Regions from separate parts of the Homo sapiens genome. Here region 2 is linked to region 1. Evidence: read pairs that join two places in POLR2A ChIA-PET (ENCODE). Cell type or tissue: GM12878. All regions are shown on one strand. Each heading gives the region's core, and the rest is flanking DNA. Links, peaks and the distances in the headings are about the cores only.

Region 1 (5,387 bases), core at 266-5,265:
TTCAAGTTCTGGACACAATTTTTAGAGCTAAACACATGACCTTCCAACTAAACTTTTTATTAGATATCAAAGAAGCTGGTCACTGTTGAGGTGAAGATCAAGTGCAAGATACATTTTGAGGCACAGAGCAAAAATGTAAAGAATCAGAAAAAGACAAGAGACTTGAGGATTTAATCCAAACAACTGAACAGCTAAAAACAAGAGCTACAGGGGCAGAAGAAGAAAAAGTTTAAGAAAGAGACAGTATATTATTTTCTCTGAGAAGAGGTAAAGCTGGAAACCTGTTGTAAGCAAGATTTATTGAATTTTCTCATCATAGTCTTAAAAGAGCAGTACTCCAATAGGTCTTGTTTACTAAAGGAAGATTTGTTGAAAGAATCAAACAACTGATGGAGGCTGATGAAAAGAATACATGACGATCAATGACACTTGGTACACACGTTCACACTCACAGACACATACACAAACGTTGGATAGGAAAAGGCTGGCTGGCAACATGTGGCAACAGTGCTCTGTAAGGACTCTTGAAGTAGAATAAATAGTCTTACTGAAAGAGGAATTCAGATTATTATTTTTAAAAACTTGGAACAAGAGTTCTAGGCTGACTCAGCAAAAACTAGGAGCCAGGCTAGGGGAGGGGATAAGTAAAAATCCTTCCAAAGGATTCCTATCTGGGGAAAGGAGGAGAAGGCCAAGCATTTAAGATCTCATATTACAGAGGACAGGAGAGGGAGCACATTGAGAAGAAATATAGCATCTTGGTTGTATAGTGTGTTCTGGTGTGAAAATGTGCATTTAATGTTCAAAAATAGTGTGAGAAAAGATAATCATTGATGGAATAGTACCATAAAAGTCCCAAATTAACAAGAAAAAAAAAAAAAGAAAAACCACAATAGATAATAGCATGATCAGCAAAGATAAGGGAAAGAAAAAAAAAAGAAGTAATATAAAATAAATAATTAAAATAAAGTGTAAAGGAAGACATAAAATCAAGTACAATGGTTACTATATCATTTGTAGGCAGAATTTTCCCTTTGAAAGACTGAGACGTCAGATTGGGTTAAAGCAAATTTAACCCATGTATATGCTATTTAAAAGAAAATAAGATAAAGGTGAACAAAGATTGAAGATAAAGAGGTGAAAAAAGAGGTATCATACAAATGCAAGCTAATAGAAAGTTATAATATTAGTGGCAGCTGATATATTTAAACTTAAAAGCACTATAGAGGATAAAAAATATTATATAATGATAAAACTGATACTACTTGAAGCAATGATAATCATAAACCTATATTTACCCACCAATTAAAAAACATCAACTAGCTAAATACATAAAGCAAAAACAATTAAAAATTTGAGAACTTTTAAAAAGTTATAATAGGTAACACTAATTTAAGGAAGTGATAGCTCTCTCTAAGAATTGGACAGATTAAATATGCAAAAAATTAGTAAAATCATAAAGCAATTGAAGAGTATCATACATCGGTAAGAATTTGTAAAAAGCTTCCATCTTTCAAATAGAGAATCACAATTACAAAATAATCATAGTAATAATAATAATGGTGATAATTATGTACTTGACTAACAAAGGAAAACCTTACAAATTTTTAAAAGTTGGGTGTGAGCCATGAGCCATGGTCTTCTATCAAGTATAATTTGTGACAGAGGAAAATGAGAGGTGACTAAAGAAAGGTTATTTCTTAGAAATAAAATTTTAAAAAGCACTCTTGAATTACCATTGTAGAAAGGGAAAGTCAAATGGAAATTATTATTTATCTAAGAACTACAAAGGGAGACTCTTTATTCTGTAACTTACTACTCCTAAAATATACAACTCCAAATGCCTGTACTATTAAAAAAGAAAGATGAGAAAGTAAAGCTAGTACTATACATCTGAAAAGATTAGAAAAGCAATTTTTAAAAAGAAGTAGAAATTAATAGAATAGGAAAAAATGAAATGAAAGAAAAGACAAATTAATCTAAAACCTTAAAAAAACTAATGAAATAGATATACTCTGAGCATGATTAAAGAAAACACAATGAGCAAAAATACATGACATCAATTAGAAGGAAGATATAAATATAGAAGGAAGATATAACTGTAAACATATACATTACAGTTGTAATAAAATAAAACATTTGAAAACTTAGATAACAAACATGCTAATAAACCAGTCATCACATAAAAGATCAGATGTGTTCACAGCTGAAATTTTACCTAAACTTTAAAGAATAGTTAATTGTAAAGCTATTTCTAATCCAGATCATAAAAAATGAGTAAATCATTTAATTTGATTTTTATAAAGTCAGAATAACTTTAGTACCAAACCAGAATAAAGTTACTTCGGAAAAAGTAATAATATATTGTGTCAAACTAGGATTTATTCAAGAAATGCAACATCTATTAATCTATCAATATAAGCTTTCAACAAATTCAAGGGGAAAAGTCATATTATCTTGTTAAAAGACATTAAAAGGCATTTGATAAAAGTCAACATCCAGTCCTAATAACATATTAAGTAAAATAAAAGAAAGAACAAAGAAAGACAATTTAAATATAATAAAGACTGTTTTCCAAAATCCAACAGCAAATATTCTAAATGTAAAACTCTAAGGAAATTTCAATTAAAATAATAAATTAGTTAGGGATGCTTAGCTCAAAACTCTTGATTGGTTCTGCACTGGTCTATTAAGAAGTTCAAGCTTCCTGACATGTGAAGGCATTCTTGCATGGCCCTGCCTCCTTTTGGAGCTTCATTTTCTTCACTGTATTACTCATAGGTCACTGTCCATTGAGATCTTTGTCTAGCGCCCATGTTTGATGTTTTCTTCCCTCTCTGCTTGTGCTCATGCTGCCCTCTTTCCCTTCCATGACTGCTCATGCTTCTCCTCTCTTTTTCATCTGGGGTATGTCTCATTTTTAAGACCTACTCCTGCCCTCCCATAGATGCCCATGTATTGCTCATAAGAAATGCTGCTTCAGCACAGAAATAAGGTTCATTTCCCTTTGCATACCCAGTATCTAGCTCTGTGCCTGACACATAGAACATGTGTAATAAAAGTTAACTGAATCAATGTACAAAGAGATGAACAATCCACAAACACTAAAGCCTCTGTTGCCTTGCTTTTACTACCCCTAGTAACAGCAATGGTGGTTACTTCCTGCTGAGATGCCCACTCATGATGATGACAAAACTTGTCTCTTTGTGGATGGATGAATTATGTTCTTTTGTTTTATGACCCATATGCACACCTGACAAATGGTGCTAGTAATGGATTTTACTCGTGTTCTGCGTCATGAACTGCCACTTGTGTCTGTATCTGCTAGATTACTTGCCCATTCCTTTGTTCTTGCCATTGTGTCCTGAAAGAATGGGATGAGCATGGGGGCAGAGGAGATGTTCCAGAAGCCCTGTTCAGTGATCCAGAAGAAGTCTTCACCTTTTACGTGGTGTTTTATACAAATTCTCTAGTGTTTTGCTATGGTGTTTTGCTGGCTGATGATTCAGTGAACACTTGACAATCATTGCTTGTGCAGTATGCATGTTTTTAACTACTGATTTCGAGGCTGTCAAGGGGAAAATTTCTTTTGAATGAACTCAAAAGAGTTCAGTAGGTGAGCTTGATTCTGCAGCTGCTAGAACTTGCCACTTCCTGTAGGTATTTTTTTTTTTGTCTCTCACTCTAGCCTTTGCCATCTGCCATTGTTACATGTCCCAGATGTGAAAGATTTTCTCATTATCCTGTAAACATGACTCTGTCATCCCCTTCATTTGTCTGGCCATTAGTTATCAAATTGTTGAGGGTCTGGCTGACCGTTCCTTAACACGTCTGTTCCAGATGCTACTTCTACAAGGGGAATGAAGAATAGCTAATATGCTTCACAATTAGTAGCTTATATTTAATTGCTTTCTCCTAATTCCAGTCAACTTGCAAAAATTTTAATAATTGGTATAACTTATACTCAGTTGTCCTATATATTTGGGCATGTAAAATGTACCGTATGGAAATTAAGGCCACACTCCTCCAACTTCAAAACTCATTTCAAGTACCATATTCTCAGGGAAGCCTTACCTGACCCCACCCAGAATAAGCTGTGATTTTTTCCTTTATTCATGTCAGTATTTTATAATATACCACATTTAATTACAATTGTTTGTATGTCTAGAGGTGAGGTTAGGTTGTATATGTCCTTTACTTCCATAGTCTCATTTATTAACACTATTAGCAGTTGCTTAGAAATTAACAGGTGCTCAGTAGAGACATGTAGCCCGACTGACCAACTACCACCTTCATTTGAACTCTTTATATCCATGCTGGTGAGTTCTTAAAGAATGCAGAAGACCAGTGCTAGGGAAAATTCTAATAAGCAATCTTTGGTGATATTTCTTTTTTTTTTTTTTTTAAGACGGAGTTTCACTCTTGTTGCCCAGGCCGGAGTGCAATGGCATGATCTTGGCTCACTGCAACCTCCTCCTCCCGGGTTCAAGTGATTCTCCTGCCTCAGCCTCCGGAGTAGCTAGGATTATAGGTGTGTGTCACCACGCCCAGGTAATTTTTGTATTTTTAGTAGAGACGGGGTTTCACCATCTTGGCCCGGCTGGTCTCAAACTCCTGACCTCGTGATCCACCCGCCTCGGCCTCCCAAAGTGCTTGGATTACAGGTGTAAGCCACTGCGCTCAGCCACTTTGGTGATATTTCTCTGGAAGCCTGGCTTGGAAGCAAGAGCACTGTATTTATAGTTGGGAAATGTGGATTTCAGTATCATGGCTGCTGTTTTTGAATTTTGCATGGAGTAATTTTGAATGTCACCTTGGAAAGTCATGTACATTCACCTTTCCCACTTCTAATACAAGGATACTAATATGTATCCCCACCTCAGAAGGTTATAGTGAGAACCAAATAAGAGAGCATTTGATAAAATGTAAAACGATATGCAGAACGAAGCTGCTAAAGTTGCTTCTGCTCATTTTGACATATTCAATGTATACATATAGGTCACATGATATATTTAATTTAGTACATTTAAATACTGTTTTAAAAAATTATTTGTCACATAAAGAATATAGAGCACTCTAAAAAGGATAATAAAAGTGATTTTTCTTCTGGGCATAACCAAGGCTTTAGTAATCCTTCAAAGACGGAAATATGGCAGGTTACAACGAAATGGAAAGCATGTAGAATAATCGCAGCATCCTTTTTCAAAACTGGATGCTGACTGCCTCTTTAGTTCTCTCCCAAAACTATATAGGATTCATTATATTTATATATGCAGGTGGCATTTGACCAAATTAGGCTGTCTGTATAAGAGCTTTATTGAGTAATTCCAAAGGAATTTCCCACTCTTGCTTCCCTTGATAGAAGGTCACAGAATTCACTTGGCTTC
Region 2 (5,387 bases), core at 59-5,058, 81 kb before region 1:
AGAGATGGGTGAGACTCAAGGTATGATTCATCCAGAGACAAATTGCTCTCCAGCTGTGAGCTTGTGAAACCAAACAAATTATGTACTTCCAAAATTCAAAGATGGCTCAGACAAAGGAAAGAAATTTCCACAAAAAAAAAAAAAAAAGAAATAGGAAAGAAGAAAGGCATAACACATTCAAAATAAGTCCAGGCTACAAGGGAAACTTCATGAGGTCTTACAGCTGCAGAATAATCCTCTTTGGCTTGTGGCTCTGCCCTCTAGGTCCACTAGTTGGGGAGGTACCTCTCTATGGACCCACAGCTTTGGGCAGAACCTGTCTAACCAGTTGAAACTCAGGCAATGGCTCCACTTTTTGTAACTGAAGAGGCATCTCTGATGATATTTGAATTGCTTTTGGGGTTCTTCTTCCCTTGTCTTCAATAGTGCACATTTGCAGCTGAATAGGTCCTATACTATAAAACGTATCTATAAGATTGGTCCTGTCCTATAAGACGTAAGAAGTCTGACAGCCTCCCTTCATTCCTTCCTATCTCCTTCCCCTTCAGTTCAAACTGGTGGTATTCCTTCTGGGGTGGCTGATTAAATCTACAGTTTATGCCCACACAAATCTTATCAAATGGTCACTAGGCCACACCCTTAGTGTTCCAAACATTTTTTCTCAATTTTTGCAATATGGATGGCTGCAAATTTTCCAAATCTTTAAGTTTAGATCCTTTTTGCCTAACAATTCTATTGTTATGTCATTTTCCCTCTTAGATTTTACTGTAAGAAGCCAGGGGGCACCAAGCTGTACTTTTAACACTTTGCTTGGGAATTATTTCAGCTAAATATCAAAGCTTGCAAGTTCTATCTTCCACAAAGCACTAGAACATAAACACTATTCAGCCAAATTATTTGCCACTTTATAAAAAAGATCACCTTTCCTCCAGTTTCCAATAAAATATTCCTCATTTCTGTCTGACTTTTGCTGTTTATATGTCTACCAATATTCTGTTCATGATACTTAGCTATTCCATAGGAAGACTGAGGCTTTCTATGCTGCTTTTCTTTCTGAGCCTGTACCAGAATCACCTTTAAAGGTCTATTCATGGAAATGCAAACTTTTCCTAGCATGTACATACAAACTCTTTCAGCCTCCACCCTTTATCCTGTTTTAAGATACGTTTTAAGGTATTTGTTACAGCAGCACGTTCACTTCTTGGGACCAATTTTCTGTCTTAGTCAGTTTGGGCTGCTATAAGAGAATTCCACAGACTAAGTAGCTTTTATAAACAACAGAAATTTATTTCTCCACAGCTTTAGAGGCTGGGAAGTCCTAGATCAAAGCACTGATAGATTTAGTGTCTGGTCATCTTCTGGTTGTGTCCTCATGTGATGAAAGAGGGTGAGAGAGCTCTTCAGAGCTCTTTTATAAGGGCTTTAATCCCATTCATGAGGTCTTGGTCCTCACAACCTAATCACCAACCAAAGGTCTTGCTTCCTAATACCATAATATTTCAAAATATGAATTTTAGGGGAACACAAACATTCAGTCTGTAGCAGGTCCTAAAAAAACTACTTGACCTTAGGCCAGACATAAATCTTTGGGGACTTCTTTTTATAGATCAGTAAAACAAATGGGGCAAATTGAATATTGTCTAAGCTTTCATCAGTTTTATGATTCTGTTGGTCATAAGCTATTATATCACAGTTATGAGTATAATGTGTCATGTTTTCAGAATTCTTAGGCTAGCCAGGAACTTACAGATTGCCTAATCAAATTGAATAATTTTACTTACTGGGAAACTGATTGATTTAAATGATTTACTTTGTGTCAAATAAGTTAGCCAGCAGCAGGACCAGATTCTATGCTTTCTCATACAAGGCAAGTAACTTCAGAATGAGTATCATTAGTCACTAATAAATCAGATGAATGATTTGGCAAGGGAAGTGCTAGCAGGTATTGGTGAAAATGAGATTTTTCTGGATTTTCATAATTTTAAAAACCAAATCTTGTAATTCCAAACTTGTAAATTCCATTTATATTTCTTTAGTTCATTTAAAAATATTCATAAACCATTTAAAATCAGACTTGAATGTTTGCACTAAAACCATAGGGTAATTTTAGGTTATGAGGAGAAAATGATGTGGATTTCAGACATTTTGAAATGCTGTTGGCTGCATGCTATAAAATATTCATGGTTCTGGGTTACACTGTGTGCTTTTTTTTTTTTTTAAACCACTTCAATTGCTTCTTTCAGCATGTTTTTTGTATTGAATTTTACTCTGTGAAACTTTGTTTGTAGCATTATTTTCCATATTTTGGAATTAATTTTGTAATTTCTCTTGATCATATCTGACTTTGTCCATCAGGACTTCATATAACTCACTCCACTCCAGTTGCATGTCAGTTCTGTGGTTTAATTTCCTTTCTCACCTGCAAACAGTGCTTATTTAGCAAGGAACAGCATTCCCATCTGCTTTGTTCCAAAGGGGTGAGAGTACTGGGGGGAGGTGGGCAGGGAATGAGGACACACTGAGTATGAGGTGATGAAAGACTAAGATCAGAAACAGGATGCCCTTTAGAGAAAGAGGTGAGCAGAGCCATGTTGGGGTAGCCTGCTGTGTCTCTGGGAAACGGCTGCCACAGTTGCCTTGGGGTGGTTCTGTGTCTCCTCAGTGTGAGAACTCTTGCTCCAGGGCTTTGAACTGTGTCACTGATACTCTTCCTTTTAGACCAGTATATGTGCAATGTCAGTTTCACTTACCAGCCTTCATGGTTGCTTTCCCCTAGACATGAAATTTTCAAATGTCCCTGAACACAGAATGAAGGTGCTTAAACTTGAGAATAAGCAGTAGAATTTCCAATTCCCAACAGACCCTCCACTGCCTAGAATACAGTATCATCACGTCAGTACTGCATCTGGTTACCCTGCTTATCATTCAACTAACATGCTCTCCCTATGGTCTCAACTCTCCCATGTTCCTGAAGACAATGGATGTCTGTGACCCTCTCTTGTTGGTCCTCTCTGCAGTTGTAGAGCATCATCTCCTCCTGGAAATGTTCTCTTCTATTCTGTTCATTTCTTGAGCACTTCTGATTGCCTCTCCTGACCTTTTGGGTCTTCCTTTTTTCCTTCCTTTGCCCATTTCTTCCTTCCTTCCTTTGCCCATTTCTCAAATGACCCATTTCTTTTTTCAAAAATTTGTTCTAGGGCTTCTCTTTTTATCTACATGTTCTCTCTGGGCTATTTCTACAGCTTTAATCTCTATCTCCATACCTTCCCAGATCCCTGACCTGTGTCTCTGTCCATTTTTCTATTTCTTTTAGCTCCTTAATAACATATATTTAACTACCTGCTTTGTGTAAATCTGATATATACATTTGAAATAACTTACACTTGATTATTACATTCTACTTATGAGACTTATAAGCACCACCCTCAGGACCCAAATGCCATTTTTCTGTCCCATCTCTTCCTCATTTTTTCCCTGCCCCAGGGAGTAACATAATCCTTCTGACTACACACTTCAAAGACCTCATCACCTGCCATATCCAATTAGTCACTGAGAACTCTCAGTTCTACACCTTGATCACAGTCCATCACCTCTCCCACGTTACTCATCCAGGCTGTCACTATCTCTTACTATAATGGCCACCTGTTTTGGAAGATGTGCTTCCCACCCCGTCCAATCTCTAACTCCAATATATTCTCTACATTAGTGGTTCTCAGTATGTGGTCCCCAGACCAGCTGCATCTGTGTCATCTGGGAACTTGTTCAAATTGCAAATTCACCAGCACTATAACATCAGAAACGCTGGGGGTAGGCTCAGCTGTCTGTCCTACCCTCCCGATGGCTTTGGTGTTTGTAAAATATGAGAACCTCACCAACGTCAACCCACTCACTTCATACTTGTCCTACTAAGCTACAGTCCTTTACTCACCCTGCCTCCTCTCTCCAGCTGCAGGACCCTCGTACCTGCTGCTGCTCCCATTCTTCCTTTCCACCTGGCTGGCTCCTCCTTGTCCCTCTGGCTTTGCTTACATATCACTCCTCCCCCCCACCCCCGAACCTCCCAGTACCCAGAGCTGTAGTAGGGCTTGTCCTAAGTGTCCCACAGGACTCTGCAGTAATGGCTATTTTTTTATTGACCCCCTTTATTGTAATTGCTGATTCCTTGTCTGTCACATTTTCTAGGAACTCTCTGAGGATTTGGACCGTGTTTATTCTATTTCCTAAAGCTTTATTTCACTGAAGCTATTAACTAAATCAGAATTATTCAGGCATATAGTAGGTAAATCACCAAAAAAAATCGATATATATATTTTTTTGTGGGGAGGGGGATGAATGATTCTGGTTTCTGCCCTATATCCCTCTGGGTTCATGCTGCTCTATAGGCATAGGAGATAGTTAGTTACCCTAGATTGGCGAGATAGTTACCCTAGATTGGCAATCTCTTCTAATTCTCCAAAGTCATACTTTCCCCTATATTCCAGGTCTCTGCCATACCAGCTAAGTCATCTGAGTGGTGATATTAGGGTATTATCCTGGATCTATCCTTCTTATACCTCTCTCCTCTATCATGTCAAGGCAGTCAATAAACCTGTTGAGGAAAAATCATGCAGAAGCCTGTTATTAATTATAGAGAGATCTAATAATTCAGTCTGGCAGAAAACCCTTTAATTTACCTGCTCTCTTCCAATTCTTTGCCAAGGCTCCTCAAAATGGTCAGACAATTCCTGGCCAGGTATTTGCATAATGGCTTTTCTTCTGTTGCCTTTGTTCCTTTGTGGCCCCAGCTAATTGCCTGAGAGTGCCACTGTTAGTTTTCAACTCTTTCTGATAGAAACCCTGTGTACTAACATGGAAATCTTAGGTAATCTGCTTTTTCAAAGCACAATGCAGAATTTATTGGCGGTGGTGTAACTTTAAGAATATCCGAGAAGCCACCAAGGCCTCTAGGTAAAATAGAATGAGGAACTTTTCTGTACACTTCCTTTACCCTGTGACTCAAAAGGAGGGCCCCTCCTGAGGAAAGGCCAGGAAAGTAATGCAATGTTTAATTTTTCTATACTTCTTGTAGAAGTGTTCTTTCTGAGTCAGCTGTGGACAGGGATATTCACTGACCTCAAGATTATGCTATCCAAAGAGGTTTGTGTTATTTTCGTACAACTGAAAAACCCCTCACGGGGCCACATTCATTAAAAAGACCAGTGGTAGTTGTGGGGAGGTTCTAAAGACCTTAACAAAATCACCTTCATTTTTAAAATTTTTATTTATTTATTTATTTTTATTATACTTAAGTTCTGGGGTACATGTGCAGAGCGTGCAGGTTTATTGCATAGGTATACATGTGCCATGGTGGTTTGCTGCACCCATCAACCTGTCATCTGCATTAGGTA

Evidence for each region. ChIA-PET counts read pairs that join two places held together with the same protein. Peaks named below come from ENCODE experiments on the same cell type or tissue, not always from the same donor. Only the 100,000 strongest peaks of a DNase experiment are listed, where the experiment ranks them.
Region 2: POLR2A ChIA-PET joins it to region 1 with 8 read pairs; 1 of 35 experiments calls an interaction of 5 or more read pairs at or near these places.

Annotation. Positions count from the first base shown.
Region 1 is chr3:178,520,633-178,526,019 of GRCh38, reverse strand. It overlaps KCNMB2-AS1 (KCNMB2 antisense RNA 1), which reads left to right. Exons shown (of 6, transcript NR_126561.1): 6 at 1-553. Among named protein-coding and RNA genes, the nearest start is that of KCNMB2, 13 kb to the left of the region's middle. In GM12878, for the core only: no CTCF peak of the experiment used is centred there; no DNase peak of the experiment used is centred there; H3K27ac peaks cover 1,865 bases.
Region 2 is chr3:178,601,234-178,606,620 of GRCh38, reverse strand. All of the region lies in intron 1 of KCNMB2 (potassium calcium-activated channel subfamily M regulatory beta subunit 2), which reads right to left. All of the region lies in intron 5 of KCNMB2-AS1 (KCNMB2 antisense RNA 1), which reads left to right. Among named protein-coding and RNA genes, the nearest start is that of KCNMB2, 67 kb to the right of the region's middle. RefSeq lists an enhancer at 2,477-2,556. In GM12878, for the core only: no CTCF peak of the experiment used is centred there; a DNase peak (open chromatin) is centred at 2,670; H3K27ac peaks cover 639 bases.